Linked DNA regions of Mus musculus: all the other regions are linked to region 2. Evidence: chromatin loops called from intact Hi-C (ENCODE). Cell type or tissue: heart. All regions are shown on one strand. Each heading gives the region's core, and the rest is flanking DNA. Links, peaks and the distances in the headings are about the cores only.

What was found. Peaks named below come from ENCODE experiments on the same cell type or tissue, not always from the same donor. Only the 100,000 strongest peaks of a DNase experiment are listed, where the experiment ranks them.
Region 1: a loop joins it to region 2, with 2.8 times the contacts of the local background. A loop is called at or near these places in 3 of 42 quality-filtered maps.
Region 3: a loop joins it to region 2, with 2.5 times the contacts of the local background. A loop is called at or near these places in 3 of 42 quality-filtered maps.

Annotation. Positions count from the first base shown.
Region 1 is chr17:78,931,442-78,942,051 of GRCm38, forward strand. Cebpz (CCAAT/enhancer binding protein zeta) reads right to left here and starts at 5,629. Exons shown (of 16, transcript NM_001024806.2): 1 at 5,434-5,629; 2 at 3,134-4,626; 3 at 669-900; 4 at 1-55. The coding sequence starts at 5,589. Ndufaf7 (NADH:ubiquinone oxidoreductase complex assembly factor 7) reads left to right here and starts at 5,694. Exons shown (of 10, transcript NM_028611.3): 1 at 5,694-5,760; 2 at 6,050-6,213; 3 at 7,100-7,180; 4 at 8,154-8,264. The coding sequence starts at 5,724. In heart, for the core only: no CTCF peak of the experiment used is centred there; a DNase peak (open chromatin) is centred at 5,690; H3K4me3 peaks cover 1,986 bases; H3K27ac peaks cover 1,453 bases.
Region 2 is chr17:78,733,457-78,744,066 of GRCm38, forward strand. It overlaps Strn (striatin, calmodulin binding protein), which reads right to left and starts at 3,105. Exons shown (of 18, transcript NM_011500.3): 1 at 2,798-3,105. The coding sequence starts at 3,031. In heart, for the core only: a CTCF peak has its summit at 5,173; DNase peaks (open chromatin) are centred at 2,465 and 3,215; H3K4me3 peaks cover 2,979 bases; H3K27ac peaks cover 3,456 bases.
Region 3 is chr17:78,829,172-78,839,781 of GRCm38, forward strand. It overlaps Heatr5b (HEAT repeat containing 5B), which reads right to left and starts at 6,210. Exons shown (of 36, transcript NM_001081179.1): 1 at 6,135-6,210; 2 at 4,925-5,072; 3 at 2,203-2,414; 4 at 1,388-1,496; 5 at 322-471. The coding sequence starts at 5,050. Gpatch11 (G patch domain containing 11) reads left to right here and starts at 6,345. Exons shown (of 10, transcript NM_181649.6): 1 at 6,345-6,507; 2 at 7,623-7,749; 3 at 8,660-8,731; 4 at 9,816-10,042. The coding sequence starts at 8,673. In heart, for the core only: a CTCF peak has its summit at 7,095 (motif pointing right); a DNase peak (open chromatin) is centred at 6,270; H3K4me3 peaks cover 2,192 bases; H3K27ac peaks cover 1,399 bases.

The sequences.
Region 1 (10,610 bases), core at 1,433-9,432, 200 kb after region 2:
ACTTTTCATCGTCACTGTCATCTCCCACGTCAACGAAGTTTTCTTCGTCAGACTCCTAACGAAATGTAGCAATGACTCTGTTAATTAATGGGAATTGTAATGAAGTCTGTTAATCAATGGGAATTGTAATGAAGTCTGTATTCATTTATGTGGTGCAGAGTTTCAGAGACTCACTGCAATTCTGGTAAAGGGTGAAGAAACAGCAATCAAGTGAAACTCCAGGCCTGACGGCCACCCAGGTGAGACAGAAGACAGACTCTCTTCCTAAACACGAGAGCCAAGTTCTCAGCCAAGAGATTTTACAACTGAATCCTCAAACATCTGTCATGTTATAAACCACGACAACCGGTGCTATTACTATTTATTTCTATTTCATAACCGAGGAAATGGACGGAAAGGGTCTACTCATTCTATAATCACCTATAACTCCCTTATATGACTGCAATTTCTAATGTAATGCAGTTTCTTATGTAATAGATGGAAAAGTTGAGCAAGCTGCCCATCTATTTAGCTGTACACCCGGCAGTGAAGTCTGGCTCCTTCCAACTCTAGAGTCACATTCCAGAGAAACTAACTTACCACCGGTAAAGCAAAGAAAAACATACACACAAAAGCCCCCACCCAGCACACCAGCACCCACTAAGGTCAAGAAGCAGTAGAGAACACACCGGATGATCATCTAGTTGGCTTCTTAAATCTGGTTTTGCTTTAAGGATCTCAGACACAAGATACAACGCTCCACAAATGAATGGCGGCATCTGTGTGCAGGTGACCTGAAGCAACCTCTTCACAAACGCCTTCACCCGGCGCAGCATGATGTCAGCTTTCAAAGATTTGTAGATCAGGTTGAGAAACATCGCTTGCTTGGAACATGTCGTCAGGCCTGGATCCAACATCTTTCTGTCAAATGAAATCAAGGTCAAGTGTTCATTCCTAAAGTCATCCTCACATCCAGGAGTCACAGTTTACAGACTCCACAACCAATTACAACAACCTCATCTTAGGGACACCTTTCCTGCATATGTTACAATAAGCAACTACTTCTGTCTTATCAGATATTGTGAGAATCAATGACCCCCGAGAGAAAGAACACACTGGTACAAAGGAAAGACATCATCAGTTAAGAGCCACTTTTTTGTGACTTTTTTCTCATTTTTTTTTTAAATAGTGATACAGACCCCTCGTGAAAGGTTACACACACGCCAATTAACAAAAGCTGACACCTACTCAATCTGCTTTTAACCAGTTCTTGGAAGGCAGAGGCAGCAGCTCTCAAGTTCAGTCAGCCTGATTTCCATAGCAAATTCAAGGCTAGCCAGGGCTACACAGTGAGCTGTTAACAAAATAAAGACCGAGCCCTAGGAAGCAAGATGAAATAACCTCTGTCCTATGCAGCACAGATGAAATGACCCAAGTGTCTGCCTTTCTTTACTCTTGAGGTGAGCGGGGCAGCCTCCCCACCCCCAACACGGCTCTAGTGTAGACCACCTATGAGTAGTTAAAACGGAAATTCTGAGTCCTTCAGATGTGACCCAATGGACTAAGCATGCACTCCCTCATACCCACCGTCCCAGTCCAGAATGTTCTCTGCATGTCCACAGCTCCTAAAATAGGTTCAGTTCTTCTGATGTTCTCTCTGTTTATGCTCTGCAGTTCCCTAAACTCAGAGTCCTCAGTTTCCCTGCCTTTTCTCCCAAGGGTCAAAGGAATCAGACTGTTCTATTATAAGCTTCCTCCATGTGCTGTTTTCCTAAATGAGGGGTCCAATCAGGCACTGACGAAAGCCTTCAGTAATTATCCCAAATAAAGCTTTTCCCTTATACAGTTTTCTTGGAAAATGTGTGTGTATGTGTGTGGTGTGTGTATGTGTGTGTGTGGTGTATGCCTATGGAAGGAGATAAGCAAGTTGGAGAGGACAACTCAGAGTTTGTTCTTTCTCTCCACTATGTAGGTCTTGGGGACTAAACACAAGTTGGCAATCTTGTCAGTAAACCCCTTTATGCCCTGGGCCGTCTCACTGGCCCTAAGCACTGCTCTGTAAGGTTCCAGTTGTCTGTCTGTCATTCACTGCTGGAGCGCAGCAGGTGCTTCCTAATGTGGACTAAAGGTGGATGCACGGGCCTGCATTTTACTAATAAAATACAGTAAGAAAAATGAGCTTCGTCAAGTTTCCAGTAGGGTTTTACTGATAGTTAAATAATTTATCCAATTTGCACATGGCAAACTACTGCCTGGGATTCAGATCATGGTAAGTGTGGCTTAAGTCTAAACTACTTTACATTTTCCTTCATAAGTTAGATACAGATGTGCAACTGTAAAAAAAATAAATAAAAAATAAAAACAAATTAGTGATAGAACAGGCCTTTAATTCTAGCGCTCAGACGTCAGAGACGGGCGGGTCTCTATGGGTTTCAGAGCTAGAGCAGTCGAGGCTAAACGGTGCGAACCTGTCTCAAAAATAAAAAAGCAAAATAGAAAATAGAAAAGTTCCTCAACACAGCATATGTAAGGCAGACCCAACGTGCTTCCACTGCAGCACTATCTGCCTCGGCGAGATACAGGACAGCTGTGTGATTCAACAAACAAAGCTTAAAGGCAGAAAAAGCATAATACAACCAAACCAAAGCCTGAAATCTGGAACTCCTAACACGCACTCTTTAGCATACTTCCAGTAAGGATCTGCAGGGCTGGGATGTCTGTTGGTGGTGCCATATCTTACACGCCCAGTACATGGGCAGCAGATACAAGCACTAAAAAAAAAAAAAAAAAAAAAAAAAAATCACTTGTTGAAAGAATTACTCAGCAGCTGTGTGAAGAACTGGAGGGAGATTTAGACTGAGTGTATTGGGGAAACGGAATTTCAATTCCACCTCTGGTTCTAGTTCCTGACTCTCTAGTAAGACTTAAAACAAATGTAGCAAAGTGTCAAAGTGTTACGTGCTCAAAGTTGGTGAATACTCAGTTACTGAGGGTGCCTATGTGAAATATGAGTATGTATGTATACATATAGGTACATATATATGCATACCTATATGTATGTATGTGTATACACACACACACACACACACAACCTTTTACCCTATGCTATATATGCTATACCACAGCAAAGTTTCCACCACATTCATGCACTTACCTGTATAAAGCTGTGTAATATCGGTCAGATATTGTCTGTTGAGAATTCATTACTTGGAAAAGTAGCATTAAAGCCTGCACACTCGTATTAAAATTTACAACATGCAACACTTTGAATAAAGTGTCCACCTGCTCCCTCACTTTGTCGTCACCTATCTGGGAGTAAGGGTATGCTCTGTTCACCCCTGTTAAAATCGCACTGAGCATTTTTGATTCAATGTCTTTTTTCTTGATACAAGTCCGAAAGAAACAAAAATAAAGAGTAATTAATTTGTTAGCCAACTCACTTTCTTCATGGGAGAGGACCATTTGGTTTAGAAAGCAAATTGCATAATACTGAGCTTTGGGGCTGATATTTGAGCGGAAGAGTAGCCTTTCTATTTCTGCACACACAACTCCTTTCATATTGGGATGCTTCCGAAGTAACACTTCTAACAGATGGGAGGCTTTCGTAGCAATTCTGTTCTGAGGATCTCCCAGCTTATTTATCACCTGCACAAGAAGAGCCTTTTCCTCCTCGGGTTTATCACAGAGCAGCTCATGGGCAGCTACCAGGGCCCGCGTTTTAGTGGTTACCAAGGAATCATGACTTAAAGTCTCGAGGACCTGGACGAATTCTGCTACCAAGTGTTTCAATTGGTGTTCATAATACCACAGTATCAGTCTTCTATCTCTCGAGTCCTTGTTGCCACTGGACAACTCTTCCAGTTTGTGGAAAGGATGCTGGCTGAAAACCCGGAGCTTCCGACTGTCTGGCAGAAGGTCTGTGATGAGCAACTCCTTGAACGTGTCCAACGCCATGAGGCACTGCTGCTTGCTGCCCTTCTTTTTCACAAGGCTCATCAGGGTTTCTACAAACTGCAGAGTGTGGACAGCATCATCCTGGATTAGAAGGATCATGGCCGCCATCCTGTCAGCTAGTGTCCCTGATGACACGATGGCCTTCATCCAGGTGGAAGAGCCTCCCTTTTGATTGTTTGTCTTACTCTTGAATAAGCTGACTTCGTGCTCATACAGCTTCTGGGCCAGGGCTTTGTACTTGGACACGACATCTGGAGGCTGCAGCTCCAAGGAATACTCACCGCTGTACTCCATGTCGTACCACTTGCCTCCAGGCCTGAGTAACATTGTTTGTCTCTCTAGAAATTCAAACACATCGGGTTGTTTATCTTTCTTTGCTTTGGAGACGGGACAGCTCTCAGGACGCTGTTCTGGTACAGTCTTATTTTTCACCTTCTTTTCCGATGTCTTTTTTCCTTCTGTTGCTTTTTGTTTTTTATTCTCCACCTTCAGTAGTTTTGCTTCTTTTTTGCTGGTGTTTTCCTTTTTCTCTGGTTCATCTTCTTCAATCAAAGACTTTGAGTATTTGGCCAAATTCAGATTCTGAATAAATGACTCCAGTTCACCTTGTTGAAGGTCGTCAATGGTTCCCTTTTTGCCCCCATCCACCACTTCCTCATTTTCATCCAAAGTAGCCAGCATAAGGTAATCTTGCTGTAGAAACACATTAAAAAAAAAAAAAAAAGGCCGTATTACAAACCCAGAAATTCAGTAAGAACTTCATTTTTAAAAACCATCACATATGAATTATTACACTATTATCTGGCAAACTCACAGATATCCAACAGGAAAATGTGCCAAAGATAGGTACACAATAGGGAAAAGGCTTTTGAAGAACCTTCTTCAAGATATGAAAAGATTCTCAAGCTGACAGTCACAAAATCCAGTGAAAATCGCAATGATCTAGGCACTCGTAATGCATCAGGTGAGCAAGGTTAAAGGTTTATCTGAGTGGGCAGGGGATGGCTCAGTGGGTCAAGTCTATGCCAAGGAGCCTGGTGATTTAGGTCCGATCCTCGGAAGTCACATAAAAGAGAGAATCGATTCCAAAGTTGTCCTCTGACTTCCACACGAGTGTACCAACAAACATACAACACTCCTTCCAATAATAGAAAGTACTTTATGAGGTAGTGTAGGGAGGAAGAGGCACTTTCATAAAAGGCTAATGTAAACTGGCAGGTTCTTTTAGCGACTTCAATCCAACCTTTTAACCTAGCAGATGTAGATTACACATACGGTCGTGTTCAAAACATTTGCCCACGTGGTTAGAATCCGATCGCCTACATTTTAACGAGGCATAAACCCAGGAGAAAACATGCAAGCCGAACTGTTTTTTTTCCCACTGAAGCGCGGTAACAGTAAATGCGTGGGAAGCTCTCAGAGCAGGTCGGAGGCTGGGCTGCGGGTCCCACCTTCCCGGCAGCCGTGAGCATCCCCTTCCCCAGAGCCTGCGGCCCTTACCTTTGTGCCTCCGAGGCGTAACACCTCCTCCAGGGAGAAGCCATTCTTGCCCTCATCGCCATCCTCCTCGTCTTCCTCATCCGGATCTTCTGTCACCTGTTTGGGACGCCAGGGCTGCTTGGCAAGGAACGCCACAGGTTCCTGGTCGGCCGACATGGCGGGCTGGACACGCGAGTGCAGCCCGGAGCTTACTTCCGCTTTACGGTGACGCACTTCCTATTGCGAGGGCGATTCAGGAAATACCGTTTAAACCCCGCCTCCGGGGCGGAGCCTGGCCTCGGGGTGTAGGAATGAATGCTTTGGTGAGACGCTGCGTGGCCCGCGCGGGTGAGAGTCCCCTTGCAGGATCCTGTTTCCATGGAAACCGTATGGCGCGGCTCCTTGGTCCCTCCGTTGCTCACCTGGGGCTGGAGCAGGAAGCTGGTCCACAGAGAGGCTTAGCTGTGTGGAGGGGCTTGTAGTCATGGGTTCGGTGCATGCCTTGCCTCCATCGGGTCCTGACGTTGGGGCGAAGTTAGTGATGAACGAGGCATCCTTACAAGCTTTAGGCTGCTTGCTGCGCGTGTAAATGAAATGGAGATATCTAATGCGGGCGGTGCTTAATCGTGCTTTTCAGGCCTTCCCTGTATTTGGAGAGGGAAATGCTACAGCTCCGGGAATGAGCCGGCAGAAAGCAACCAGGTGACACCGATGCTGCGGCATCTTATGTACAAAATAAAGTCTACAGGTCCCATCACTGTGGCCGAGTACATGAAGGAGGTTTTGACTAACCCAGCCAAGGTAAACGTAGGGGGAGCGTGAACCACCCAGTGTGTGTACACAGAGGAGCCCGAAGGCCTCTAGAGCCATCAGGTGTTGAGCCACCGCCGAAGTCCTTGGAATATAGTCTTATCTGTCATTTGCGTTAAAGGGCAGTGCCAAAAAAGAGGTCATGACAAATTCCTGCGGAGTTTAGGTGACAGAATGTAATTTAATTTTCCTGAGTTAAAGGAATGCTGATTTTCTAACCGGGGTTGTGGATTTCTGCTGTTTGTATAAGGGAAACGCTGTATGTATGAGGTTGACCTTGAACTTGCAGCATCTTCTTATTTACCCTCCTGAGTGCTGGGATTCTAGGTGGTCTTCACCTGCCTGGCTAAAAGAAAGCTTTGAGTCTTTCTTGAAGGTTAAGCATTATGGTAAAACTTGGGATATGAAGTTAAGACAAAGTCTTCTCCCCAGATAATTAAGCCTTGTAAGAAACGTAATTGTTGTCTTATTTAAAAAAAAAAAAAAGCACTGGATTTAGTTTTGGGTTGGGAGTCTTTGGAGAGAGAAGTCAGTGAAGACACTGTTTGAATAGACTGAATGGATGCCAGGGAGAACTAAAATGAGAAGAAAGTGAGACTTTGCATTGGTATGGAAGAGTGGGAGAGGGCAAGGAGTAGAGAGATGATCTTGTCTGCAGCCCTTCTACTTGAGTAATTGCTGTTTGGTGAGTTTTGCAAAATGACTACTACTATGTAAAATTTAGGTAAAGACTCTGTCCTTATCTTGGTTACTTCAGAAGAGAGAACTTTCTTGGTAAATACTTACTTCACTGTAAGCATTCCATAAAATTTTGGTGGAGCACTTTTGAAAGCTTTATTTGAAAATTAATCTTTTCCATTTCTCCTCTTTTACTCAGGGATATTATGTGCATCAGGATATGCTAGGAGAAAAAGGAGACTTTATTACTTCACCTGAAATAAGCCAAATCTTCGGGGAGGTAATAACCAACATGTAGACCTTAAAAGAAATGTTATAGATACTGAGGGCAGAGCAAGCGATGCTCATGTGTAATAGTGTTTTATGGTGTGTGTGTGTGTGAGTCATCAAATATTTAAAACTTAGAACACTTGAAAAACTCAGATTTCACTATAGAAAAAGAAGAGGAATCCGGGCAGTGGTAGCACATGCCTTTAATCCCAGCACTTGGGAGGCAGAGGCAGGCAGATTTCTGAGTTCAAGGCCAGCCTGGTCTACAAAGTGAGTTCCAGGACAGCCAGGGCTACACAGAAAAACCCTGTCTCGAAAAACCAAAAAAAGAAAAAAAAAAAAAAGAAAGAAAAGAAAAAGGTGGAAACATGTGAAGGACAACGGAAGATAGAAAAGGTTTGAGAAGAGGAAAACCATGAACAATGTGATTGAATGGGGAGAGAGAGAGAAGCAAGTGAGCTAACTGCCAGCTCTGACTTAATCAGATCACGGTGGCGGTCTCCCTGGAAGAAACAGGGTTGTGGCTCATTTACTTCCCTAAAAGTGCCTTTGATGACTTAAAAATAGGAAATAGTACATAAACAAGTGAAATCTAGGCTTGAGAAAGTAAATTATATTTAAGGGTTGTGTAACACTGGAAATCATGAGTAAGAAGAAGTGGCATAATTGTTCTGCGTCCTTTTGTTCCCAAAGTCTGGTACCTTTGTATAAGTGATTGCTTATTTGTGCCATGGGGCTTAGCACCCTTCACCCTGAGAGTGAGCTTCCTATGCAGTCTATGTCCTGACAATCCCAGTGAAGTTCCAGTGCATTCAGATCTCTGTGTGTGTGTGTGTGTGTGTGTGTGTGTGCATCTGTATAGATCTATGTATGTCCAATGACCTATATTGGATTATTTGTAAATGTTTTGCTTTTTGGTATAAAGTATGTATTTACATTGAGTTTTATGGTATAACACTTTAATGTTTTTTTTCTTGTCATAGCTACTAGGGGTGTGGTTTGTTAGTGAATGGATAGCCTCTGGAAAAAGCCCAGCATTCCAGCTGGTGGAACTTGGCCCTGGTCGGGGCACCCTCACAGCAGATATTTTGAGGGTAAGTATTAAAAGAACCTCTCTTACATCCCTCTTTCTGTTTTTGAACTAGTTTTCAAATTTTATTAATCTGGGTTTTCAGTCCTACTTTCTAATTCTTATATATCTGTCAACTAAAATCCAATGTCAGAGTAATGTGGAGGCCAGAGGCTGACACTGGTGACTTCTGCTATTGGTTTTTACCTTACTCTTTGAGACAGGATCTCTCATTGAGTTGGAAATGTGCTGACTCGCTAGAAAGCTCCATCCTTCTCCTGCCTCTGCTTTCCCAGGGTGGGGATGAAAGGTGTGTGCCAGCAGGACAAGGTGCCAGGGACAAGCTCAGGTCTCAGGCTTGCACAGCAGGCTCTTTACCAACCAAGCATCTCTGAGTCCTAGTGGGGGGTATTCTTTTATTGCTCTTTCCTGTCATTTTGCCTAGAACTCTGTAAAAATATTTTAAAGGGATATGTAGTAATATTTATTAAACTTTAAGCTTTTGCTGTTTTGAAACTCATCAATATTTTTGAAGGCAACTTGTATGTTTTTTGGCAATTTAGTGTAAAAATAGAATCATTATAGATTTATTTTTTTTGATAAATTTTTTTTTTAAATTAGGAATTGAAGAGGGTTTTTGTTTGTTTGTTTGTTTTGTTTTGTTTTGTTTTTTTGAGACAGGGTTTCTTTGTATAGCCCTGGCTGTCCTGGAACTCACTCTGTAGACCAGGCTGGCCTCGAACTCAGAAATCGCCTGCCTCTGCCTCCCAAGTGCTGGGATTAAAGGCGTGCGCCACCACCACCTAGCAAGTCTTTTCTTTTTTTTAATGACAAGTAAGAATCCTGATTATATTTTAAATACAAAAAAAATCCCACTCATGAAGTTTCCAGGGCTCTATTTTATATATTTTTAAAATTGACAGCCATTTGAATATGAAACATTTTAATGAAGTTTTTAAATAGTATTGTCTTAGCTAGGTGTGGCAGTGCATACTTTTAATTCCAGTCCCCTGAAGGGCTTCAAAGCATCCCAAATAGAATAGCTAACTTATTTTACTTTTTAAAAAAAGATTTATTTATTTATTTATTTTATGTATGTGTCTCTGTCCTCAGACACACCAGAAGAGGGCATCAGATTCCATTACAGATGGTTGTGAGCCACCATGTGGTTGCTGGGAACTGAACTCAGAACCTCAGGCAGATCAGTCAGTGCTCTTAACCTCTGAGGCCTCCCTCCAGCCCCCTATAATAGCTATTTTAAACTTGACCTTTTGTTGTTTGAATTTGATCTTTTGTTGTTTAAATTTGACCTGGAGTTGTTGTTTCAAGGTTTTTTTCATATACAGTTTGATTTCAAAACCAAAAGAAAAAAGAAGAAAAAAAATCTAGGTCAGACGATTAGTCTGTATCTGCATACTCCCAAAAGTAGAGGAAGCAACGTGTGGCAAGCGGGCCCTGAGCTGCTATAGGCTGGGAAGAAGTGTATTTCCTTTTCCCCTGTATTTTTCCATACAGTAAAAACTGTTGTACAGTGAAGGAAAAATTGAAAATGTGTTTTACTCCCAGGCTCAGTCAAGCCACCAGTGCCATTTAATTTGGCTCAGAGGATACTGTTTCATCTTGTCCCCAGAGAGTCTTAATAGACACCAGGTTTTATTAGATCAACCCTGTATTTTATTTTCTTGGACTTTTTTTTCCGAGTACTTGATCTGAAACACTGTGTGGATGCTAAATCTTCTTATTTTTAATAGTCAATTGTTACTCGGAAGCCATCTTGTAGTTTATTTCTTACATAGATGGTGCTTATTAACCTCTAATAGACATGGTTCTTACATGTTACTGGAGAATGACCTGGGTCAGGGGTCAATCTTTGTTGTGTTTCAACTCAACAGTTGTGCTGAGCAGTCAGAAACCCCTTTTACTTGACACAGTGTGTTTGCTGGTGTGTGGTGGTTTGGCCCTCGTGGGCTCATACCTTGGTATGCTTGGTCTCTCTTAGGTAGAACTGTTTTGGAAAAGATTAGGAAATGACCTTGTTAGAGGAGATATATCACTGGGGATGGGCTTAACGGTTTCCAAAGCCTACACCAGGCCCATTCCCACTCTCTGCCTCCAACTTATGGATGAGATGTAAGGTCTCAGCCACAGGGACAGCCTCATGTCTGCCTGCCTGCTGCCATTCTCCACTGTACCAGCTTCATGTCTGCCTGCCTGCTGCCATTCTCCCCACTGTAATGGCCAAGGACACACCTTCTGAAACTAATGAAGCGCTGGTTATTGCTTTCTTTCTAAGTTGTCTTGGCCACTGCGTCTCCACAGCAACAGAACAGTAACTGAGACAGAGGCTTCTTTCCTTTTTTATTTTTTTATT
Region 2 (10,610 bases), core at 980-8,979:
TCTCTATTCCCTCCTGAATCACCAATTCTCACGGTTGGTGGGGGGGATGGTCTATTAACTAACAAGAGAAAGGAGGAAAAAAGATTTTTTTTTAAATGCTTTTATATGCTGTGACTCCCTTCTCACTCCCATTATCTAAAGGAGGGAGGAAGTGACACAGGCTGCCCAGACAGATGAGAACTTGGGTTGCCTTTCACAACTCAGCCCTGACAACTTGAAAGAGCGGGATTGACAGGTTCCTGTAGGGACAAATGAGACTGAACCTTAAAGGCACTTCTGTTGACTTTGGTGTTAACGGCTTCAGAAGAGATTTAAAAATTAAAAGGACAGAGGCATGTGTCATCACAACTCATTTATCTCTTTTACTTTACATTGTCCCCCAACCCCAGGAAAAGCCTAATGGCACAGAAAGGGAGAATCAAATTTAATGTTGATTTAAAGTACAAGGTTTTTAAATTTTTTCATTCTGTTAATGATACAGAGACCATACATATAAACCCTGCAATAATAATAGTATTTATTATATTTACAAAATAGTCTATGATTTTTTTTCTAACTTTCTCTGGAACATAAATCAAAAGATTTTAAAATTAAGTAGTGTCCTTATCGTAAAGAAAAATATGAAACTTACCTGAAGTTAATTTGGATGTGTGTATAAAAATTAAAGACTAGTTAAATGTACACATAAATTGTAAACTCTAAGCCTCAGAGAATAGAATGAATGAACATAGGCTAGTCTGTAGATCCTCATACATCTACACATAGGAAGGCAAACTTTTTTTTTTTTTTTTTTTTGGTTTTTTTGAGACAGGGTTTCTCTGTGTAGCCCTGGCTGTCCTGGAACTCACTTTGTAGACCAGGCTGGCCTCGAACTCAGAAATTCGCCTGCCTCTGCCTCCCAAGTGCTGGGATTAAAGGCATGCGCCACCATGCGCGGCTCAGGCAAACATTATTTTATTGCTTGTTTTTAACCAGATTAGAGTCATTTGTTTTATAGTCCCTAAACTATAAAATATGCTAAAATTTAAACAGAAACAAACAAAAATCACTTGCAGCAACCATGCATGGAGTTAGCTCTCATGCAGTAGTCCCTTGGACCTGAACTCCATAAGCACATTTACAGAATGCGTTGCCAGTAACGACAGGTAAATGTCTGACCATTTCTGCGTACTCTCAAGTCACTGGGTTGAGTACAAGATCAGTCACCACAGGAAGACTTACAAATATCAAATAGACTCATACCTAACAGTAGGGATGAGAAAGTCAGCAAAGAATACAAGCCATGTAACTGCAGAAACGTAAGAAACCATACAGGCCACTACCTGACTTCATTCAATTGCCCTACCCACCGCCCCGAAGTTGGTTACACTCCTGTATTCCTAAGTTTCATCGGAGATAGACATAACCGTGGGCTAGTTCACACAGCTCTATCCACTGACTGTCCGCCTTCTCATTAAAACAGAAACTCCATGAGGGGGGCAGGTTTCGTTAATCGGAGTCTGGATACACAAGGCAGGCATTCACTGAGCCCTGAACCTGTGCTGAATAAGTAAGGGTTGAAACTGAAGCCCAGAGAGGTCACAGAATCCCCTCAAGGTCACAGAGCCGGACTCAAGCCCAGCCTTTATCAGAGACTTATTTACCATAACCTTGCCTGTTTGCTCCTTCTGTGGCCACATCAATCTCTCAAAGCAGTACGCTTCTACAAGCGAGTCTCTTCAGTGTTTCTTTCTCTTCATATTTTGTGCCAAAAAAAAAAAAAACCACCAAAAACCAAAAAAGAAACACACTTCGAGTGCTTCGCAAACAAACTAAAACTGTACTCAAATTTCATAAGCATACAGATTTAGCCCATAAAACAGAGAGGCACAATTCACAGCTCTTTGAGTTCCTCTGGAAATTAGTGTATGTGTTGGAAGTTTTATAAACAGTCACAGTAAACCTACTTACCAACTCAGAGTGACCAGTGAGTTACCAACCTTTCATGCTTCTCTGGCGCACAAGAGCTCCTCTCAGATAAGCATGCTTTATCTGGCAGGTTATGCAAGGGGGCAACGTAGCCCTGAAGCCCCTTTAGTTCCTTTTAAGCTCTGGACATACAAATCAACTCTTGGGAAGTTTGAGATTCTGTGAAAAGATGTCCCACCTCTGCCCATTTTCTGACTCCCATCAATCAAATCCTTCACTGAAACCTATGAGTCTAACCCAAACGCGAATGCGGGATGGGGTCAAAGGGCAGACAGGGAAACATTTTCAGACATAAAACTGGAGCTGACACTGCTAGTAACATCAGTTTCTCGAGGAAAGCCAAGGCCTCACTGATACAACTTGTGTTGCTTTCTCTGGTCACCTTCCTTGCAGAGTGAGCGATAGACAACTGCCAAACCCTTCTGCGAGGAACGTCTCTAGACCTAGGGTGCGTCAGGTTGAGCCAGGATGATCTGCTCGGAGTCTCTCAAAACTACTGTCAACCCAATCAGTAAACCGAAAGGGACAGACAACCCCAAAATGTGGCATGGCAAACCAGTAGGAATAAGCACCGGAGTTGAGAGTGGGGAAAACAGCCGCCGGGAGGGTAAATGGATCAGAAGGAGTGGGAAAACAGGCTCAAGGAAGTGGGATCAGCAAAAAAAAGTCAAAGGTGACTGGAGGAAGGGGGATGAGATTCTGGAAGTGATGGGCGCAAGGCAAGGGGGAGGGGGCGCGAGCGGGCTGGGGGAGGGGGCGAAGGGTCTGGGGCGGGGCTGAAGAGAGAGAAGAGGCGGGATGAGGACCGCCAGGCCGGGAGGGTCTTTACCTGCAGCTCCGCCCGCTCCACCTCCCACTGGGCTCTCTCCACCTCGAAGCGGGCCCATTCGTGCTGCAGGAAGTGCAAGATCCCCGGGAGGCTGTACTGAGCTCGGGCCGCCCCCGCCGCAGCCGCTCCGTCTCCGGCCGCTGCAGCCTCCGCCAGAGGCCCGAGCCCCTTAGCACCGCCAGCTCCCGGGTGGTTGTTGCTGAAGAAGACGCCGGGCCCCGCCTGCTCGTCCATGGCGGCCGCACGAACCCCGGGGAGCTCTCTGCCTAGGCGCCCAGCAGCGGCGGCAAACTGCGGCGGCCAGCTCTGCCTCCTCCCTCCGCCGCTCCCCGCCCACACCCCAGTCAGCAGGGAGCAGCCGCCCGGGCGCGGGGGCCGGGCGAGCCCGTGACGGGCCGGGAAGTGGGTCAACTGCGGCCCGCGGGGCTTGCCGGGAAATGTAGTCCCGGGGCGTGGCGAACCCCGCTTGCCTGTAGGCCTGCGCCTCTCGGAGGCCGGACCGAAGCCACGCCCTTTCCTCGCCACGCCCTCCCCTGACGGCTCCGCGGGTTTCCTCTTCGGCAGTGCGGCCAGCCGATGCCCCTCGGGTCGCGCCGCCGCAGGCTCCCTTCATGCGGAAGTTCGCGAGCGGCGCTCCCTGTTGCATATTCGCACGCGGAAGTTATCACGCCAAGTACCAGCCCTAGCTCCACTTAGTTTAGGGCTTCCTGGTCGTTTTGTTAAGAAATAGGCGCTGGGCAAGCCATCCGGTCGTCTGCCCCCTCGTCGCCCTTTTCGGGGTTCATCAAAGCCTCGACACCCCTGGACCACGGCTTGCCATCGAGCCTACCATTCATCCCCAGAGGGGCTCAGTGCTTGTTAACAGACCAGTTTTCCCTTAGGAGGAGGAACTCTGGTCTTCTCTCTTTCTGCTAAGGTTCGACATTTGCCATGAGGGCTTTTTCTAATTTCCAGTTTAACACTTGGTCTGAAATATTAGTATTAAAAGTCCCTTTCTCTGTGCTAATCCTGCTTGTAAATTCTGCCAAAGTTTTAGATCTCCAGTAATAAAGAAGTGCTGCCTGTCCAATCTCATTTTTCCCCCCATCTTTGCGGCAGTTTTCACTCAATTCGCTTGAACAAGTATTTTATTGTCAGTAATATTCCGTGCCAGGAATATAAAGATAGATGTCACAGTTCTTGTCATCAAAAGGAGGTTGACATACATATAGAGTCACAGAGCCCTAAGGGCTACAATCAGAAGGAACAAAGTCCCTTTTTGCTCTATTGCACTCCTGAACCCGGGAACCTCCCCTTCCCACTTGTCGCTTTCCTAATTTCTTGGGCAATTGATCTTTACACCAAAGGCACACTAAAATCCTTTCCTTCTAAGTGGTTTGCCAGTGTTTTCCCTCTCTGAGTACCCTGATAACTATTATCATTATAAATTTACACTACACCAACTGGAGAAAGGAATGTGCCTGAAGAACATTTAAGAAATGAAAACGAAATTAAGTAATTATTTATCTGTCACTCCAACAAAAAAAAATTGTAATTTTGTTTTGATCTGGTGGACATGAAAAAAGAAAAAAAGAGAGTCAAGATACAAGCTGATGAGTGACTTGCAAGGGAAGGGCATCCTGTCCCTGTCCTCTCTGTTCCCTGGTCTTCCCATGGCAACTTGTGAAAAGGACAGGAAACACATTGTCTCTGCTCGGGTTGCAAAGAGCGATGGCAAAGCCCTCTGCTCAGTTACTGAATGTTTCTGCTTTGTGAATTCATTCTTTATTATCATAAAAAGTTGATCCAGGCCTGGCCAAATTCCTTGTGTCATAAATTAGTTTGGCTCTAAATGTTCTTTGAGATCCAGCCTGATTCATTCACAGCTCAAGAAATTGAGACTGTCCTCAATGAGACCTTGAATGACAGATGACTACCAAAACTAGCACCCAGATTACCTGCCTGTTAGCCCAGTAACCTTAAAAAAATTAAGCTGGACATGGTGGCACAGCCCAGAGACAAGAGACAAGCAGAGGGAAACAGATTTCTGAGTTTGAGACCAGCCTGGTCTACAGCATGAGTTCTAGGACAGCCAGGGCTAGTTATATATTTCTCTATCTATCTGATTTAATTTTAATTAATTAAAAACATGCTGACTACTCTTATATCTATCAGAACCAAGAAAACATAAATAGAATTTTTTTCCTTTCTTTTTTTTTTCCCTATCCTTTTCTTTCTGTTTTTTGTTTCTTGGATTTTTGAGACAGGGTTTCTCTGTGTAGCCCTGGCTGTCCTGGGACTTGCTCTGTAAGACCAGGCTGGCCTCCAACTCAGAGATCTACCTGCCTCTATCTCCCAAGTGCTAGGATTAAAGAAGTGTGTGCCACCACCTGGCTAAGATTGGAACTTTTTCATCTGAGCGATTTAAGTAATTTTTATAAGCTTGGGTGTTAAACAATCTGTTTTTTTCCTCTAACAGAAGACATGTCAGACAAGACAATGGCTTTAAACTGATTCACAAAAGACTATAAAACATAATTAAATGCATAGATAATAAGGCAGGGTAGATGATTCAGTCAATAAGGTACTTGCCATCTAAGCATGGGAAACTGGGTTTGAATCCACAGCACACACATAAAAGCGAGGTGCAGGCAATGACCTGTAATTCAGTAATGGGAGATGGCAGGATATAAAGTAGAGACAGGTAAATTTATGGATATAAGTGACTAGCCAGTCTGGCCAAACAGATGAACTCTAGGTTCAGTGAGAGATTCCTGACTCTATTTAAAAACAAACAAACAAAAATAAAATAGAGCTGGGGATTAATCAAGGAATACTCATGGATTTCAGACAGACACACACACACACACATATACATGCTACACTAATGGATTTCAGACATGCACACACACATACACATGCTACACTCATGGATTTCAGACATGCACACACACATACACATGCTACACTCATGGATTTCAGACATGCACACACACATACACATGCTACACTCACATACTTCCCAAAAGTATCAACATCCTGGACTACTATGGATACATACTAGAGAATCATTTTCATTCTTATTTAAACTTTATTATCAAATAATTTCTTTGCTTTTGAGTACATCTTTACAATCAAAATAGCATTGATGGTTCATATCATGGACATAACATTCAATAAGTCAAAATATTAAGAGTTATAGTAAAATAGGATATTAAACTTACTTTAAAAGATCTGCATGTGGTAATATTTTGTTGGTAGTTTAACAAAACTCAGTACATTTTTTAAAGTTTTAAGGTTCTTTGTTTTAATAAGGACCCTGAATCCTGTATTACTATATGAGCTAGATTCTAAAACATGTGTGTGTGTGTGTGTGTGTGTGTGTGTGTGTGTGTGTGTGTTTGCTGCTCATGAGTGGAGGTCAGAGAATAACTTATGGAGTAAGTTCTCTCCCTTTAGTGTGTGGGTTCCTGGGGATGGAAGGCAGGACTGTCAACTTTATTAAAGCATAACACATGTCTTACAAAATCAGTGTGAGGTCATATAGGAGAATGAATTTAAATGTTTACCATAATACCTACCTATGGTATATACTAAATAATCATAACTTTTTATAATATAGTTCACAAGACTAAATGAAATTTGTACACACACACACACACACACACACACACACACACACACACACACACACTTAAGGCCCTGGTCAATGCCATAATTAATTTCCCTTTTGCCTTCTTCACTCCCACTCCAGGACTTCAGTAAGAGTTAAATCCTAAAACCAACAAGACTGATGCTTAAGCTAACCTCTAAGCCTCAAACAAAACTCATGGTGTTGTTGATGTTCCAATATCTTCATTATCCAATAAAGCCCAAGTGGCAGGGCCAATAGCTTCTTTTCTGAGCACACAGAGCAACCGTTGAGGTGGTGACTTCTAAGTCAGCGTAAGGTGAAAGGGGGACCTGCTAGCAGGGTTCTCAGATAACAATGTGTGTGTGCTACGTTCCACTTCTCCATGTATGCTTTGTAGGACTAGCATTACATTCCTATAAAATGACAATTCGTCTGATATTTTTTCCCCCGTTTTTCATTAAAAATGAGTGGCTCTTTTTCCCAAGCTGTGCAAAATAACAGGTTATTTGAGTTTCCGAGAAAGGCTTCAAATTGAACCTGATGGCTCTTTCAGAGTTTTGAAGGAAATGGCTTGGGTGGAAAGAAGCCTCCAAAGGGACTAAAAGCGCTTTGGGGAACAGGAACTTGCCATCGCCCATTGTTTATTCACGTCTGTCCTGTCTCTCATCTCTGCCCCCTTTTCCTTCCTGCCTGTTCTCTATCAGGCAGCTTTTTCCTGCATCCAGCTTCCCTCAGACTCCTCAGATGCTCTGCCGGAGATGTCTGGTCACAGCTGTGTTGTGGAAACATATCGTGCACATTGAGAATGAAGGAATCCTATCATGTGAAAATTCCCTTGGAGTCCAACAATTAAATCCGCATTGCGAATCTGTGATAGGATAGGGACTTGGCCTTATTAGTTATTACTGCAGTTACTATTATTTGGGGAGAAATTTGAAGCTAGGAGGTTGACTTATTTTAGCTTTAAAATGATCATTTGGGGCTGGAGAGATGGCTCAGCAATGAGGAACACTTTTTTTTGAACATTTTTTTTTAGATATTTCCATTTCCATTTCAAATGCTAACCCCAAAGCCCCCTATACCCTCCCCTAGCCCTGCTCCCCAGCCCACCCACTCCTGCTTCCTGGCCCTGGCATTCCCCTGTACTAGAATGAAGAACACTTACTAGTCTTCCAGTGGACCTCAGTTCAAGTCCCAGCAGGCACATCAGGAGTCTCACAACCACCTGTAACTCCAGGTCCATGGAGAATTAACACCTGCACTCACATGCACATTTTATTTAATAAGTTTAACTTTAAATTTTCATGTGTAACTTTTTTAGATAATCTAAAAGGGCGCTACAATAGCGATCATTTTGAATCTTGGAAGACAAAGCAAACACATTATCTATTTTATTTTACTGGTCACTTTTTGATACTTCACGATAAAAGAATTTTCATTATTGTTATTGTTGCTGTTATTTGACACAGGGTTTCTCTGTATAGACCTGACTGTCTTGGATTTGCTCTGTAGACCAGGCTAGCCTCAAACTCACCAAGATCCACCTCTCTCCCTCCCAAGCTCTGGGATTAAAGGCATGTGCCACCACTGTCTGGCCAAAAAAGATCTTTTTTAAGAATACAGTTTCATCTCCATTTTTAAAATGTATCATTAAATTAGAATTAATTTTTATTTTTTGATGGATTATAAGTATATAAGTAAATACTTCAAGGCTATATAAGATTACCTAAATCAAATATCAAACATAGACAGCCTGAAAGGATTACCCAGTTCTGAAGCTGTAGCAAGCCTTCTCTTAGAATATTAGTGGTGACCAACTTCGGAATTTACCTAAGCAAACAGATTAGGTCTTGATCATATTTTTTTAAGTTTATTTTTATCTTTTGTGTGAATGTTTTGCCTGCATGCACCACATGTGTGTCCATAGAGGCCAGAAGAAAGTATTAGATCCCTCAGAACTGGAGTTATAGATGGTTGTGAGCCACCATGTGGGTGCTAGGAACCAAACCAAGGTCTTCTGCAGGAGTGAGAGCTCTTAACCACAGAGCCTACTCTCTAGCCCTGTATTAGTCAGGGTTCTCTAGAGTCACAGAATTTATGGATAGTCTCTATATAGTAAAGGGATTTATTGGTGACTTACAGTCTGCAGTCCAATTCCCAACAATGGTTCAGTAGTAGATGTGAATGGAAGTCCAAGGATCTAGCAGTTACTCAGTTCCACACGGCAAGCAAGTGAAGGAGTGAGAGCTAGACTCCCTTCTTCCAGTGTCCTTAATACAGTCTCCAGCAGAAGGTGTAGCCCAGATTAAAGGTGTGTGCCACCACACCTTTAATCCCAGATGACCTTGAACTCGGAGATCTCCCTGTCTTAATCTTCTGGAATCTATAGCCACTATGCCTCAAGATTTCCATACCAAGATCCAGATCAGAAACTTCTATCTCCCAGCCTCCAGATTAGGGTCACTGGTGAGCCTTCCAATTCTGGATTGGTGTGTGTGTGTGTGTGTGTGTGTGTGTGTGTGTGTGTGTGTGTGTGTGTGTGTGTGTGTGTGTGGCTATTTCTGCCAGCTGTACAACTGGGATGCACTCTTTTCCAGCAGGTACAGCTGCTCTCAGCAGAAAATAGCCAATCTTCCCTCACCTGGTGGTCCTCAGATCTAGTAAGTCAGTCCTCAAAATAATGCAAATATAGCACAGTTGGGGTTTTTTTTTTGTACATTATTTTGTATAAATATACAAGAGAGAAGGGGGGAAAAACAGGGCTTAACAATACCAAAAAAAGAAAAAGAAAATAGAAAAAAAGACAAGGTCAAAGATGGCTGAGGAGGATTGGGGTGGGGAAGGAGGAAAGGGAGGGAGGGGAAGGAGAAGAGGGGAAGGGAGAAGAGGAAAGAAGAGGAGGATTGAAGCTGGAACGTCTAGCTTCACATTCTTGCTTTAGTTCTTAGGTTTTCCGGACATGAGCCTACCCTGCATGTGCTAGCAGCCCTTACCTCTGCAGCTTTCATACAGCACCGCTCACTGTGTGTGAGTTACGGGACTTGCAGACGGTCTCTATAATGGGACATTCTACCATCATCTACCATACCATACCTCCGTCCCCAGGTCTTCCTCTGCAGCCTGACCCGGAGCACCAAGCACGGGAGGGCAGGAGCAGTTTGAACCTGCTCACGGTTTTACATGACCTCATAACAAGAAACGTGACGGATCCACTGAGTGTGTTCAAACTGCATTTGTATTTAGCACATGCAATTCACCCCAGGCAATTTAAATACAGTTCTTAGTAGAAGACAATGACCAAATTAATGCTGCAATGTTTGTATAAGAATGTAACCAGATTGAAAACATGAAAGAAGTCCCAGCACCACAGGTGGGAGACAGGAGACTGGCTGCCATGGCTAATCTCTGTGCTGGTTTAAAGCATGACTTTTCCTTCTTTTTAATTTTTTTGTTTGTTTCTTTTTCTCTCATCCATTCACAGTTTGTATGCCCAAGAGAGTGTTCATTTTAACTTTTTGTTTGTTTTTCAAGACAGTTTTTCTATGTAGTGCTGGCTGCAGCTGTCCTTGAAAGTCAAAGATCCTCTAGTCTCTCTATCTCCTTAGTGTTAGGATTAAAAATGAGTACCACCGGGGCTGGAGAGATGGCTCAGAGGTTAAGAGCACCAACTGCTCTTCTAGAGGTCCTGAGTTCAATTTCCAGCAACCACATGGTGGCTCCCAACCATCTGTAATGAGATCTGACGCCCTCTTCTGGAGTGAAGTCTTTAAAAAATAATAAATAAATAAAGATAAATCTTTAAAAAAAAAAAGAGGACTACCACCTGGCTTCTTTTTAACTTTAATAAAGTTATCCTCAAGCTTAAAAACAAGCGTCTTTAAATCCCAGCACTAAGGAGGCAGAGGCAGGCAGATTTCTGAGTTCAAGGCCAGCCTGGTCTACAAGGTGAGTTCCAGGACAGCTAGGGCTACACAGAGAAACCCTGCCTCGAAAAACCAAACCAAACCCCCCCCCCCAAAAAAAAACACAGAAAAAGCAACCAAACAAAACTCTCTGCTTACTCTAAAATTCACCAATCTGTAGCAAAATTTAAGTTGATTTAAAAACAAAAATTAATTCCTAGGAAGTTTACCCCAAGGAGTCTACAAAGTCAAAGGTAGCACTATCCCCTAACATGTAAAAGCTGGAAATGAAGTGCCT
Region 3 (10,610 bases), core at 1,705-9,704, 96 kb after region 2:
AACGGCCAAAGCTACGTGAAGGAAGAAAGGTGGAACTGGACACACATCCACACTTCCACACATCCACACAACCACGCGGGACTACACAACAGGAAGGTGTGAGCTTCTGACACATGAACATAAATCTCAAAACAGCTGTACTTCAAGAAAGAAGCCACACATCCACTCAGAAGTCCGTGCCACACGCTGCCATCTGTATAATTCTAGAAAATGCAACTAACGTGCGCAAACAAACCAAAAAAGCTCGTAATTTAAGAGAAAATTAGCTATTTCAGAGCAAATGCCATAAGGGACAATGTTACACACTGGCTGGGTACTAACCTTGGCCACTGCACATCGGACAGCCATCGACCTGTCGGTCAGGAGGGATCGAGCATTCTTGTAAATGTCGCGGTGAGAGGAAGCTGCTGCGCCGCCCAGTCCAGTCAGCACTTTCTGCAGACTCATTAAGATCTCACTTCGCCCTTGAGACTGCACGTGACCACAAAGCAAAGCTTTAGGACCATGTTGTCAAACCAATGTCACAATTAATAAGAACATACAGAGGTACAATTCTCCAACCTAACTAGCTTATCTCCAAACAGAGAGACTACGGAGAAGCCCTGAATCAAGAATTCTACGAAGGCTCTGAAATGTAAGGATAAATATTAATATCATCTGAGAAGTCAGTTCTTCTGAACAGAAAACTGAGGTTGCACGCTGGGGGCATGGCTCAGTGAATGAATGTGTGCTACACCCTAAATTTAGTTCCAAGTGCCCCCCAAGAATTATATCTGAGTCTTGAGCTTACTCTACATACCATTCATCTGAAGTTGACATAGAAACTATAGTGAAACTGACAGGACAAAAGAATTCACTTGATACCATTGTGAGTTTTGAATTCTGTCGTCTTCAGAAATAAATGTTGAGTCTTAAAACCTGTTACTTGTGAATCTGACTATAAACAAGGTAGTTACAGATGAAAACAAATAAAGATGATGCCACACTGGAGTGGCTAGTCCACCCCGGGGAAAAGCCAGCATTGTGACAATCACCAAATGCAGGAAAGAAGAGCCTGTGAGAGAAGCATGGCCCTGTGACACTTAACCTGTAGGTGTGCCAGCTATGAGCTAGCAACATCTGCACAGTGTACAGCAATGGATTGAGGCAAACATGTGAAAGTGATATATTAGCTACGACACAAGCAGTGTCGACAGAAAAACAGAATTCTGCAAAAACTAACAAGTAAACCTACTTGTTTAAAAAACAATGGTACCCCCTCCCAAAATTAAGGAGATGTGATCATCTGAAATTACTTTCATAGCAACAGAGCAAGGATCATAGCAACAGGACAAAACACCTTCAACGTGCAATGGGCAAGGCACTAAACTCTTGCTGTAAAACTCACCTCTGCACTTTTCAGAGATTTCAACAGATTGTTCACTGTTTCTGGAAATGCACTGCCCAACATCCTTCCCATCTTCTCATAGAAGGCTCCAACACAAGCCACTGCTGCCCTGGAAAAACAGTCTTGCTGCTCACTTACACAAATGGCTCAGTGGGTAGAGCTCTATTTCCAGGACCCACACGGTAGAGAGAACCACCTCCCACCAAGTGTCCTCTGACCTCCATATGCACAACATAGAACACACGCACACATAAAGGTACAACCATTTTAAATACAATTCATTATACCTTTCTGATTTTAAAAAAATAATTTGTATTTCTCTTTAGCATTTTAGGATCAACGTAACCTAGCTGCTAGTAAACTTGTAAGCAAAGCGGTCTCTGCCTCAGCTACTTAAGTTTGTCCATCTAGTGTGAAAGCAGCTCAACGCGCAGGCAGGTCTGGACTCCGCAATCACCTCACCTCTTTAGCTGGCTGAATAGTTAAAGTGGACTGGACTTTGCGCATTCCTGCCCCCTTCCCTCAATAACTCTTCTCTTTCCCTCTGAGGCAAGGACAAGATTTCCATCCGAATTGATTGAAATGCTCCTTACACCACAGCTCACACCATACCAGTCTCCCAGCTGTGTCCTTAGACTAGTGGTGAAAGGCATGAGGAAGTTCAACCCCCTCCTGAGACTGAGTTAGAACTTCCTGTCAGTACTATAGTTCAGGTTCCACCACATGGGTGGGGTCTTTATGATATGGAGTCCCTAAACTACTGGAAAAAAAAAAAACTAAAGAGAATGCCAGGGTTCCTGTAAAAGTGTACTTACAATTTTGTTGGTAAGTAGGCTGCAGTGTCGTCCTTACTTCTGATAATGTCATTACATTTATCTAGTGTTTGAAAAACTGTGTAAGTATCCCCAATGCTATAAAGGGCTGCAAGGTTTTTAGCTAACAATTTTCGAGTAGGTGGTCCAGGTGAGCTGCTTATTAATCCAGTTAATTGTTCAACAAGTTTTTTCTGTTTTTCTTTTACATCTGTCTGTTATTAGAAAAGAAAAAGACCATAATTTTTCCTTTGTTACCCTTATTGTTTTCTAGTAAAATAATAAATAATACATATAGTGCTCTAACAATTAAAATCTGTATTCATTAAGCGTAACTCACAAAAGAAAACTTTTACAAAAATGAAAACCTCAGTAAGAAATGATCCAGTCTTTCCTATATTCAATCCTCATTCCCTTCCATGTCTAAGTTAGATTATAACTAAAGTGATAAGTGTATGAGCCTAAAGTTTCCAGACCACCCTAGTAAGTTAAATCACATAGTAGACATATAGATGACTGATTTCTAAGATTTCCCCTATCAAAGCAGATGCACTTGTCCATAGAGTTATGGGTTAGCAAAAGAAACCAGAGAAAATTTGAAGAGATATAAGCAACAGAACATAATTCCAAGATTTATGCATAGTCAATATCTAGTCAATATCACCCATTTACTTAAGAAATACCATGCAGTTCCTACATGCCATGTACCTAAGGCTTTGGGATCAACAGTGCACAAAACAGACAAAGTCCTTATCCTCATGACATTTACATTCTGGGTGGGGGGCAGAATATAAGTACGTGAGCGGTATGAGAAAACATCTCTCTCTAAGGTGAAATGGTAGCTAAAAGAACATCCCAGGAGCCGGAACAAGATGTGCAAAGGCTTTGCAGATGAAGTAAGAGTCACACATCTGAGGACAGCGAGGTTAGGTGAGCTGGATGGAGTAAGAGAGAAATAGTCAAAGATGAAGTCATAAGAAAACAGACGATGGTACAGATACACTGAAGAACATGAAATGTATGCCGAGTGACAAGCAGAGAAGGGTTGTATTCTAAATATTCTGCCCAATTCATTTTGACCATTCAAACTATGGATGCTATATATGTACATATATACATACACATACATATATATATATATGTATATATATATATATGCTATGGTGAGCAATTAGAAAACTATTACAATAACCCAGATGAGAGACACTGAAGAGGCAGATGATGGGAAGTAAATGAATTCTAGATATGCTTGTGGGTAACTCTCTTGACAGTTGCTAATCAACATGATATAAGGGAAGGGAATGACTTTAGGGGGTTGGCAAAGGATAGATTTGAAATCAATAAATTGGTTTAAATGCATTAACTCAGAGATGTTTGCATATGTGTGGAAAGGAAAGGAGGGTGGAGGGAGAAAGAGGGAGAAGAGGAAAGGGGGAGAGAGAGAGAGAGAGGGAGAGAGGATATGAATGGATCTCACACTAGCCTTGAATTCATCACATAGCTGGGAATGACTGTGAACTTTCCTTTGGAAGGGAAATAACAAATGCCTAATTACAGAAGATTTAAGAGACAAAAAAAAATCTAGTTAAAGGTTACCAGGGTATCCGTGTCTTTCTATTACTGTCTTTCTAGCAATTAACATGATTTTAACAGGCAGCAGCAACAACAGCACATAGCACGAGTGTACAACGGCCACAACAACAGGAAAAGAACCTGGACGAAACCTGAAAGCCAAGGGGGAAACCTAAAATGGATTCCCAGTCTTTCAGTCAAGAATCAATCTGCACCTAGAAACAGAAGGACTTCCTAGTTGACTGCCCGAGGCTAGACTGGAGTACACCTGTCATGCCCAGCATTTCGGCACTCAGGCAGCTAATGCAGGACGGCTGGATGTTTGAAGCCAGTCTGGGATACACAGTGAGCGGCAGGCCAGCCAGGAATAACTAATAAAACGATCAAAGTAAAATCAAAGCCAAGAAACGAACAAAATCTTCTACCCTCCTTTCCTTCATTCTAGAAGAAAGCTAAAGGCTTGCTTTCTGGGGGGGGGGGGGAGAGACAGGACATCTTTGAACAAGAAGGATCAGGCACAACTGTGGGCTGAGGTCACTGTACTGAAATAGGAATTAAGTGAATGTTTACATAATGAATGTAAAAGTCTTGAGGCTCCCTATCCTGATTCCCACACAATTCCCCACATTCACCTCAGACAACAGAGTAAGAAGACATCTTCTAGGGAACAATTGGCCTAGAGAAGCATACTAGGATGAAGGTCAGGACTAGCTCATTGTGACATTCAGTTTGTAAAATTCACCGTTTCCAGAAAACCTTTTAGGATTCACTCTTACATCTTCTCACTTGAGGAAAGCATCTACTACTAACAAAATAAAGAAAACATGTACAAAACAAGCTTGGATTAAAGAGGCTGTGTAGGAAGTAAAAGGCAAAGAAAAAAAATCTCTTATCACAGAGACCTTTCAGGCACTGATGATTATAAGTGATGTTTTAATCCAGTCACACTGCGCTGCCTAGACAGATATGAAGCATGCAACAAGCAGGACGTAGACAAGGTTTGGGTTTTATTGCTGACTAAGAGAAGGATAAGGTAGAAATTCCCATAGTATAACATCCTCCAATTCCTTAGATGAAAGACTCATAACATTTTCAAAACACAATGCCTTCAATTTTCTTTATATCAACCTATGGTGAGGTGGGCAATGCTTACCTTGTTGGCAGCAACTAGGACTTTATCAAGAAATCTCAACCATTCAAAGATGAACACGGGTCTCTTTGCCTCCGTGATCTGAGCCAAAGCTTCCTCATTTAGCAATAAACTGTGAGCTAGCTCCATTATTGATGTTCTTAATTCACACCTTAAATGAACAGATTCGTTTTTTAAAAAAAGAGTAAAATATATTCTAAGGAATTTTTAATTTATGTGTAGGAGTGTTTTGCCCAAATGTATGTATACACATACATACATACATACATACACACACACACACACACACACACACACACACACACACACACATATATATATATACAGGGTGTTGGCTCCCCCTAGAACTGGAGTTACAGATGGTTGTGAGTCATCTTGTGGGCGCTGGAAATCAAACCCAGGTCCTTGTCAAAAGCAACAAGTATTCTTAATCACGGATTCCTTTCTCCAGCCCTTACATGTAAGGATTTCTTAAATATTAAATGTCAAGTTTCATAAATGCAACCACTAAGCTAGGGAAAGAAAGCGTGGTTTCATTTCTCATTAGAGAACTAACTTTGAAAGGACAATGATTTAAAAGAAAGAAAGAAAGAAAGAAAGAAAGAAAGAAAGAAAGAAAGAAAGAAAGAAAGAAAGAAAGAAAGAAAGAAAGAAAGAAAGAAAGAAAGAAAGAAAGAAAGAAAAAACTGGCGATAAGAATGGAATGAAAGGAAAATGTAAATACTGCAAAAAAGGCACTATTCCGGGGCGGTTGTTTCCCTGTTAGAACACAGGCTATTAACTCATTCTACCCTGAGAACCCCGAAGCACCGAGCTCAGGCGTCTGGGGAGCTTTCTCCGCCACCCGTCCCTCGCCACCGGGACCCAGAAGAGTGACCGTAGGGTTCTGATCGGCGGAGGCGGGCCCCACGGGGACACTGCGGCAGGGGCGCCCGGGACAACCCCTCGCCCCGGGAATGCAGTGCTCCGGGTCTGGATGCACCGGGCCGCTCCGAAGACCCCGACAACTGAGAGTCTGCTGGAAACGCAAACCGGGGTCCCCGGGCCGCCCTGGGATGTCAGCCTCCCGTCGTAGGAGTCCTCGAGCTGTCAACCCCGAGGCTGAGGATCCCCGGCCTCAAAACTCGAATTCCCTCCTCAGCCCTCGGAAAATGTCCTGGGACCCAGGGATGTCACAGCCTGCAGGCTCTGACAGCGCGCGAGACCGCCTCACCTCCTGGTCTAGTCCGAGCCGAGCAGCCAAGCTCCGCTCTGCCGAGGGACCCGGATGCCCCGCCTCCCAAACTCCGGCCCTCAGGAAGCCGGGAGACGACGCATGCGCGAGACACAGGTCCTGCGGACCGGCCCGCCCCCACGTCCTCTTAGCCCCGCCCACCCCAAGTTTCGAAGCGAATCGGCTGTCGGGGACGAGTGGGATGTTTGTGGGTCCTGCGCCAATTGCACGGCGCATGCGCAGCGCGACCTCCGCGGAGCTGGTTCCGGGCAGTAAAGCTCCGGCTTCAGGGTGTGCGGGCGCTCAGGAGAATGACAGAGGTCGGTGCAAGTTGGCTGTGACTGCCTATCACAGCGTCAGCTACGCCCCATCCGTAAGTGGTCGTTTTGGTGGGAGGGTGCAGGAGGGAGGAGAGCGGGAGGGAAGAAAGAGCCTGCGATGCCCGAGGCACCCACAGGAGAGTTAGCCCAGCTCTGTGTGTTCTGTAGCTCTGCTTCAAACTCGGTGCTCAATACTGAAATACGCTAGCAGCACCTATAATCGTCCTGTTGAGAAAGTGGTTGCTCCATTATTTCGGAACAGGCAAAGCGCTTCACCTAAACTTGCTCTGGCTCTTTGACACACACCACCTCCAACCATCAACAGATGCTGCGTGATTTACCCCCTCAGACCCAGAATCCTGACCACTTCGCTGTTGTGACTCTTAAGTGAGGGGTCAGGCCACCAGCATCCCTACCTGGGTTATCTATCGACTTGTGGAGTTTATTCTTATATTTGAAGGAAGTGGATAATGCTAGTGTATGTTGTCCTCATAGGAGGGGAACCTTCACATTTTAAGACCCAATTCCTTATTCTTTTCTCTCTCTCTCTTTTTCTTTCTTTCCTTCTTCCTTCCTTTTTTTTTTTTTTAAGATTTATTTATTATATAGCGTTCTGCCTGCATGTATGCCTACAGGCCCAAAGAGGGCACCAGATTTCATTATAAATAGTTATAAAGCCACCATGTAATTGAACTCAGGACCTCTAGAAGAGCAGACAGTTCTTTTAACCTCTGAGCCATCTCTCCAGCCCCCTTATTCCACTTCCTAACATAATGTCCTCACTATTGGTAATTAACTTCCTCAAACCGTATCATTTAATGAATCTACAGTGCCCCCAGCTGTGAAGTTTCAGTGTGATTTTATGTGAAAATTATATGTAAAAGATGGAATAACTATAAAAGGCAGAGCTTTAAAAGTAACATGTAATCCCTTGTACTTTTGTAAGTGTGTGTGTGTGTATTTTTACACAGGTAGATCATACTGTCCTCGAACTGCTGGGTGCTGAAATCACACCAGAGGGCCACCATGTCTGTGGAGTTAAATGCTTCCCTTAAAAATAATCTAGTTTGAATTAGAGATTTAGCTCAGTTATAAAGCACATTCCTTGCTTGTATGAGGCCCTGGATTCAACACCCATCTCAGCAATTACAACCTCGTTCCGTTTCAGGAACAAGATCACCAAGACTTGTATTCTTTGTGGTTGTGAACCAATTATTTAGCCACATTGAGCCTCAGTTTTCCCTGCTGGAAAGTGGAACTAATACTTCTTATCTACTGGGCTGCTCCTAAGCTAGGTGAGTACTAGGAGACTGCAGGTCAGTCTGATTCATCTCGGGCTTGACTAATCTTCTAAGAGGCGCACTTAGTTGGCTCACTCATTTGTGCCTCGGATCCTCCCACGTGGCCATCTCTACAGAGCTTCTTGAGTGTTCTCATATATGACCACTGACTTCACTCAATTCATTCATACTACCAACTGTAGAGTGCACTGTATAGTGTGACCAAAAAGTCACCCTAAGCCAGGCGCAGGTGGCACTCAAGAGGCAGAGGCAGGTGGATCTCTATGAGTTCAAGGTCAGCCTGATCTACAAAGTGAGCTCCAGGATAGCTGAGACTACATAGAGAAACCCTGCCTCCAGAAAAGCCAAAAACAAAGTCACTCTAATATATCCTATTAAAAACTATTACACAAACTGCTCAACAAAATTGACTAGGAGCAGGTCATCTTGGAGAATACTACACGATTATATGAGGGTTTGTCTCATAACTGGAGAATCACAGGTTCAAGGCTAGCGTGGACTACATGGTGAGTTCCATGCCAGCCTGAGGTGGCGGGTGACCTGATCTCAGGGAGAGAGAAAAAAAAAAAAAAAGGATAAAACAAGAGTATTTGTCTCTGGTGGTCTGGTGACTTTGATTAGAATGGCTTACAGTTGGCTCATAGTACTTTTTGGAAAGCATTGTTGGAGGAGGTGTGTCAGTTTAGAAACCTTTGAGGTTTCTAAAACCCACACCATTCCCAGTTGGCCTTTGTTGGGTTGGCAGCCTCTCTGTTGCTAAGACATAGGGTGCTAAGATTCTCCATCTTTGCATACAAGGGAGCATAGTGAAGCATTGCCACTCTCCATGGTCGATTTCTGTATTGATAAACTAAAATTATGACGAGGATGATCGCTCTCACCCTTGGTCCTACTTGATTTGCAGGTAGTGTTGTCAGATGAAGGAGAGCATGACAGAAGAGGAGGACTATATGTCGGATTCCTTCATTAATGTTCAGTGAGTAAATGGGTATATCTAATTTGATGGTGTCTGGATATCCAAAAGACACAAATAGAATGAAATAAGGACATTGGTTGGGTAGAGGTGGTGGTCATGTCTGTTTGTTTAAAGCTAGGGGTACATGGAGCTTAGGCAGTTCTCCAGCTCACTGGGCAGCTCATCCTCCTGCCTCTACCTCCTAAGGGCTGAGACTACAGCAAAGGCTATGTGCCACAATGTCTGGGTTTTGCAGTTTTGGGGATCACACTCAGGGCTTTATGCATGCTAGACAAGTACCCTGACAACGGGACTACTGCCCTAGCACAGGATATTTTTTAATATATATTTTAATTTTTAAACTTTAGTTCATCATTGTGGGAAGGGCACTGCACCCCTGTGGAGATTGGAAAACAACTTTTGGGAGCCACTTCTTCCCTCCACATGGATTCTGAGAACCAAAGTCAGGTGCTCAGGCTAACCCGGCAAACCTGTTTACCTGGTGAGCCATCTTGCTATTCCAGGACATTGGGGTTTTTTGTTTGTTTGTTTGTTTTTTAAATATGACATTAAAACCAACCTTCCTGCCAGGCATGGCGGCGCACACCTTTGATCCCAGCACTTGGCAGGTAGGAGCTGGTGGGCCATCCCATTGAATTGGAGTCAGCCTGTTTTACAGAAAGGGTTTCAGGACATCCAAGGCTTCATAGAGAAACCCTGACTGCAAACAGATAAACAAAAAGTCAGTCTTCCTGTTTCCTGGAAAATGCCCTGTGTCCATCCACAGATAAGAGGTGTTTTCTCATTTCTCTGAGGGCTAACCATGTTACTTCTGCTCTTGATTCGCCTTGGGTGCCCTCTTCTGTCTCGTATCACTGTTTGGCTCCTCTCTGTGTGGAATCTTATTCTCCTGTCCAGCCTTTATTCAGCTTTACTGTTTATTGTTATTTACCTCTTAGAAAGAATTACTCCAAAGTAATTCTAACATTCTCAACTTTATACTGCCTTCAGTTTCCCACAGCTTGTAACTGCCCTTCATTGCTCTGCTGCAAACGGGGAGCAAATGTCGGGAACTCACCTACAAGAGCATTCCGCTCTTTTTCAGAGAAGATGTCAGACCCGGTGTGCCGATGCTGAGGCAGATCCGAGAAGCCCGTCGGAAAGAAGAAAAGCAACAGCAAGCTAATCTGAGAAACAGGCAGAAGAGCGTAAAAGAAGAAGAGCGGGAAAGACGTGACATCGGGTTGAAGAATGCACTCGGCTGTGAAAACAAAGGGTTCGCTCTGCTCCAAAAGATGGGATACAAGAGTGGGCAGGCTCTAGGCAAGAGCGGTGAGTCGTGTGCAGAGCTGACTTGGTACTGACGGACACCTAAGTTGGCGGTACTTAGGATTTGTGGTGCTAACAGCCCTTTCAGAGATGTCTTCTCATGTCCATTTAGGATGCCTCCCATGCCAACATGCACTGCTTAGCCTCCCACCACAGCCTTGAAGAAACTGGCTGACAGCAGAGGCTGTGAGGAATGGTGGCACGTGGTGGGTAGGGAAGCCAGCCAGCAACACAGCAACTTCGGAGAGCATGGCAGGACTCTGCCCAGCCTGCCCTGTACCTATGGCAGCGAGCTGAGTGGCCTTCCCATTGAAGAAGCCATGCTTCCCTCTAGGAAATGAAACTGCTTTCTCAGATGCAGCAGCTAGAAATGATGGCTTCAGTTTGCTTTTTTCTATTTTAATCGCTTTGATTTCTCACATGGGACGTCTGTTGTCTCTTGAGATTTCTGTCAGCCAAGACTGTTGTGCCTGTGATTGTCACTTTTTAAAATGGCATAAGTCCACAGGGGAGGCAGAGGCAGATGGACGTCTGTGAGTTCAAGGCCATCCTGGGCTACCTAGTGAGTTCC